2 separate regions of the Homo sapiens genome follow, and region 2 is linked to region 1. The links are chromatin loops, found by intact Hi-C in ENCODE. Cell type or tissue: endothelial cell of umbilical vein. All regions are shown on one strand. Links, peaks and the distances in the headings refer to the core of each region. The heading gives the core; the rest is flanking DNA.

Region 1 (2,821 bases), core at 158-2,657:
AATCCTGTTTCTTTTACATCTGAATAAGGCATTTCTTGAATTGTGAAGCTCTTCAGTCATAAGAAGAAAGTAAAGGCTCAGTATTATTCTAGCTAGGATTCTAAAGCAATCTAGTGAACACTGAATAATGTAAGAGTGTCTACCTTTAAAAGTAAATAGATACATCAATGCCCAGTTATGGGCAGAGGTGTAGGGAACAAAAGAGAAATGAAAGAAGACATATGTTATACAAGTGTTAATATAGCAGGGAAAGAATGCTTCCATAAATAGCAATGCTTATTTTCTCATTTATTTTATGTAGATCTATAGCACTATGTAAGTACTATAATCTAATGAGAATAGGTGAAAAAAAATTATGCTGTATCTATTGACACCAGGAATGAGGGGGGCCTAGAATGTATAGTAGCAATAAATGAGATTAAAATGCCATATACCAAAACACAGTAAAGTTAGAGTATTCCTCTAATGAGGTCTCCCACAGTAGACCAGCTACTGCCAAATAACATTCAATGTACACCAAAGAAAATATTTAGATGTTGTGTAAATATCTAAAACAATGGGCCAGGCATGGTGTCTCACACCTGTAATCCCAGCACTTTGTGAGGCTGAAGCAGTCAGATCGCTTGAGTCCAGGAGTTGAAGACCAGCCTGGGCAACATGGCAAGGCCCCATCTCTACTAAAAATAGAAAAAACTAGCTGAGTGTGGTGACACATGCCTGTAGTCCCAGCTACTCAGGAGGGTGAGGTAGAAGAATCATTTGAGCCCAGCAGGCAGAGGTTGCAGTGAGCCAAGATTGCACTACTGCACTCCAGCCTGGGTGACAGAGCAAGCCCATCTAAAAAACAAAGAAACAATCACACACACACACACACACACAAAACCAAAAACAAATAAAACAATGACCAGAAAATATCACCCCCTTCATCTCAGCTTAAAACACCTACCCCCCATCTCTGGCCTTTTCTAACCATCCTATTTAAAATAATCCTTCTCCCCTGACTTCTGTTACTATCACAGTACCATCTTTGCAACACTTATAATTATGTGATGTGCTTATTATTTGTTTGTTTTAATCTGTTTCTCCCAAATTCCAAAAGCACAGAAACCTTGGCAATCTTCTTCAGTGTTGTGGCCTCAATATCAAGTACAACAATAGCATAAAGTAGGCGCTTATTTGTTGAATGGGTGAGTGACGAATGAATACATAAAATCTATTTCCTTAGCTGGTGAAGCATGCCTAAATTTCCTGTTGTAAGTGAAAGTAGAACCATTCTAGTGAGATGTTTATCATCACTTACGGCCTCTAATGTGACTACAACAACCAGAAGACAGCCTAGCAGATGCTCTATGATACCCTTTCTTTTTTCTATGACACATATGGCACACACAATTTCTCATTCTAAGAAAAGAAGAAAAAGGAGGGAAGTGAACTACAATAATTAAAATACTTTCAGCAAGAATCAAAGAAATCAGTGGAACTGAGTAGGGTATATGCTAGAATCCAGCTCATCATAAATATGGCTGATCACATTAGGATAGCAAGAAATGATTATCAAATAAATGACTTTAATCAACTGACTATCCCTACCTGAAAAGATCTATGCAAAATATCCTGACTGTATTAAATACTTAAGATATAAGGCTTAAAAAAAAAAAACAAGTAGTGGAAAAAATATATATATATACATAAAAGTTTAACATACTTTAATATTAGAGTGAGGAATAATCTTCTAATCATAATACCAAGCCAGAAATCATTTAAAAGACTGACAGATTTGAATACATTTTTTAAAAAGTAAAATTCTATATGGCAAAAAGTACCAATAAAACACTAAAAATGCGTTAACAAATTTCATATATGACAGGCAAAAGGATAATGTCATATATATATATGTATTGATACAAAGTTCTCACAAGACAAAAAGAAAACTATCTCAGAAGAAAAATATGCAGAAGACAAAAACAGGCTTTTCATAAATAAGAAATTAACAAATGGCCAGTATTAAAAGATACTTTAACTCACCAATAAAGAAATTCAAAGTAAAATAGGATTTTTGTTTTAAACAAATTATGTATTACATTGGCAAAACGGTGACAGTGTCTGCATTGGTGAAGGTTCACAGAAAGGGGCATTTTTACATGCAATTGGTAGAAATTGAGTACAACATTTCCAGATGGCAAGTTTTATCAATATTTAAAATATATACATTATAACTTTATAATGAGAGATATTTCCATTTTGATAATTTTTTAAAAAAGGAAATAAAGAAAGAAACCGTTTTGTATTAACCAAGTTCATCTCTCCTATGCCAGACTCTAAATTGTCAATTTACACCCATCTCAACACCCTGTCTGGCCTTGTCTCCAGTAAACAACGCTCCTAATCCTCCTCTAAACTCTGACCAGCCCCTGAAGTAAATACCTCTCCCACCTACGCTCTTGTTCCCTCTCTCAACGGGCATAACCTTGAGAACGTTGCTTTTAGCCCTGCTTTCTTCTCTCTCAACTCCCAGGTTTTAGACCAAGATCCCACTTGCAATTCCAGCCACCAGTCACATGCACACTTTGAATTCTACTTCTATCCATTTTCGCTCATGTTCTAAAGTTTTCTCATTTTTCAGCAATATTATATGGCTGCCAAATTAACAGCACCATGTTGAGGAATAGCTCAAAATTTTAAGAGCACCCCCCAGAGTACTCAATATCCACCATTCATTACTAGTGTTTTCTGTTTAGTACTAGGCTCGATCATCTAAGAAAGCTGTGGAAAGGACTGGGAGAGAGTTTACCAGATAACCAAGAAGACAATTTGAAGGTTA
Region 2 (2,821 bases), core at 16-2,515, 100 kb after region 1:
TTTGGACATTTGTTTATTTTTTGCTATTATGAAAAGTGATACAAGCAATAAATTTTCAAGGATACAATATTTTCTAGGATACAGAATTCCCAGAATATCACATTATTTCCAGATAAGATGTGAACATTTTAAGTCTTTATAAAATAACTCGTGAAACTTACTGTAAAATTGAAGTGGTTTGGATGAAGTCTATAAAAGTGCCTATTTCATTACAACTAGAGCAATCCTAGGTACTGGCATTAAACAATCTTCTGTAATATTTTCTTATATATATATTTTTAGAGACAGAGTCTCCCTCTGTCACCCAGACGGTAGTGCAGTGGCAATCATAGCTCACTGCAGCCTTGACCTCCTGGGCTCAAGCAATCCTCCCACCTCAGCTCCCAAGTAGCTCAGACCACAGATGCACACCACCACACTCGGCTAATTGTATTATGTTTTCTAGAGATGGGGACCTCCCTATGTTTCCCAGGCTGGTCTTGAACTTTTGAGCTCAAGCAACCCACCCGCCTTGGCCTCCCAAACTGTTGTGATTACAGGCATGAGCCACCGCACTCAGCCTTTGCTAATATTGATAGGACTCAAATCGATGCATTTACAGTAGAAATTCTCTTAACCAATTTCCACTTAACCTGTTATTGGATTAACCGCACTCACCATTTCCTCAATAAAGAACTGATGCCCTGTCAGGCTGAGTAACTATAACCAGTTGGCCACTCTGTGCATTTCTACTTCCTCAGATGAGTTACTTGTCAAGTCGATTGTGTCTACTGCCAATGTGCTCAATCCAATCATCCTTGTAATTTTAAATATATAATTTAATTAAATATTATATAAGGCAATAAAATATGAGTTCATGTAAAAAGAAAATGAGTTTATGTAAAATATGAGTTTTTGTAAAACAAAGTTATATAAAAGAAGAACACTCAAAGGCAAATACCTAAAATAAATTCCTGAATTAGAGGCAGGAAAAAAGCATCTGTAAATAAGGAGGAAAGCATAAAATTAGGAATTCTGTACTCAGATTTCTTTATAAATGCTTTAAATTCACACTCTAAGGAAACTTGAATTGGAAATCTTAGACCAGTGGTTCTCAACAGAGCAGTACTGACCCCTAGGGGTTACTTCGGAGACTTGTGGGACATTTTTGGTTGGGTTTCACTATTGGTATTTAGTGGATGGTGAGCAGGGATGTTAGACATCCTGTAATGACCTGTATAACTTTGGAAAGTCCCACTGAGTATTCATATAGGTAAAAAGCCTACTTTTCCCCTCAAGGAGATGGAGCATAACTCCCCCCAGCCAGTGTGGGCTTTACATAATGAGTTTCTTCCTCATCACTACCACTGCCAGGTGATTAAGGTTAACATAGTAAGATCAGGGACATGTCATGTTGATAGTATGTCCCCTTGATGTGACAAGAGCACTTTGTCTCTGTGGTATTCCTCCAAAAAACAATAATCCCAGTTTTATCATGACAAAAAAAATCAGAAGATCCCAATTGAAAAACGTTTTGCAAAATACCTAGTGAGTACTCCTCAAAGCTGTCAAAGTCATCAAAAACAAGGAAAGTCTGAAAAACTGTCACAGTCTGGAGTAGCCTAAGGATACATGGTGACTAAATGGAATGTGGTTTCCTGAATGTCACCTGTAAGGAAACAGCAGGTAAAAATGAAGGAAATTGGAATAAGTATGGACTTCAGTTAATAATATCAATATAGTTTCATTAATTGTGATAAATGTCCCACACTAATGTAAGATTTTTAAAATAGGGGAAACTAGGTATGTGGTGTATGTGAATTCTGCACTATCTTTGCAACATTTCTGCAAATCTAAAACTATTCTAAATTTTAAAAAAGAATTAAAGCCTGCTTTTTATTATCTGAACTTACAACTTGTATCTTACTTATTTGCATTTATAATTTTAATATTTGCTAGGGAAAAAACTATTCTATAAACAAAAAAGTTACTCTTTTATTCGAAACTTTAGCAAGAATTGATCACCATTTTGGGAAATATTTCCAACATAACATCATGTTTTTGAGTCATCAGTAAAATGCACCTGTTATGAATATGTATTTAAATTTGTAAAATTATAGCTCTTCATGAATCATAAATTCAGTCTTTATTTAAAATATCAAAGAGTGTCAACAATACTCTGATGTTTTCTTCTTCCATATGTAAGGGCAAGCACCTGACTACTCCATTGTCTTCTAGTCTATGTGGGCACTGACATACTAAAATGCACAATTTTATTGCAACCTGATTATATTTCTCCTTCATATTACCATAAAGGTATTGACTGATGTTTCTTCATGTCGTGCCAATAAGTAGGTTATATCATGTGAATGTCATTTCAGGATAGTGGATGTGATAGATATTATGTTACAATGTTATTATAAACAGGGTCAGCTAAGTCTAATATGATTGAGAACCACAATCTCAGACCTAAGCTCTGAGGGCAAGAAATGTTTCATTTCTTACAGTACTCTGCACCTAATATCTAATTCTCAATATCTAATTTGACTCTGGGTGCGGTTTCTGTTTACACCTACCCAGAAGCCCCTATTTGCTCCTCCATTCTGGCAGTCTCAATTCTGATTCACTGTCCACCCTCATGCAGCCAGCTTGGGTAAATACGATCCATCTAAGTCAGAGTGTTCCCACCCCCTTGGCCAGTGATTAGACAGGTAAGTGACCCAGTACTGGTTGAGATATGACGGGAATTTTGCTGAGGAGCTTAGGGAAAGGTTTTTCACTCCTTATCAAAGACACATGAGGAATAAAATGATATTTTCTTTCACTGGACATTTCTATTAGT

What was found. A loop is a pair of places that touch in the nucleus more often than their neighbours do. Peaks named below come from ENCODE experiments on the same cell type or tissue, not always from the same donor. Only the 100,000 strongest peaks of a DNase experiment are listed, where the experiment ranks them.
Region 2: it touches region 1 in a loop (4-fold over the local background); 8 of 110 quality-filtered maps call a loop at or near these places.

The regions. Positions count from the first base shown.
Region 1 is chr6:38,571,118-38,573,938 of GRCh38, forward strand. All of the region lies in intron 6 of BTBD9 (BTB domain containing 9), which reads right to left. Among named protein-coding and RNA genes, the nearest start is that of BTBD9, 67 kb to the right of the region's middle. In endothelial cell of umbilical vein, for the core only: no CTCF peak of the experiment used is centred there; a DNase peak (open chromatin) is centred at 1,244; H3K27ac peaks cover 1,393 bases.
Region 2 is chr6:38,670,939-38,673,759 of GRCh38, forward strand. No RefSeq gene overlaps it. Among named protein-coding and RNA genes, the nearest start is that of GLO1, 31 kb to the right of the region's middle. In endothelial cell of umbilical vein, for the core only: a CTCF peak has its summit at 1,117 (motif pointing left); a DNase peak (open chromatin) is centred at 1,093; H3K27ac peaks cover 166 bases.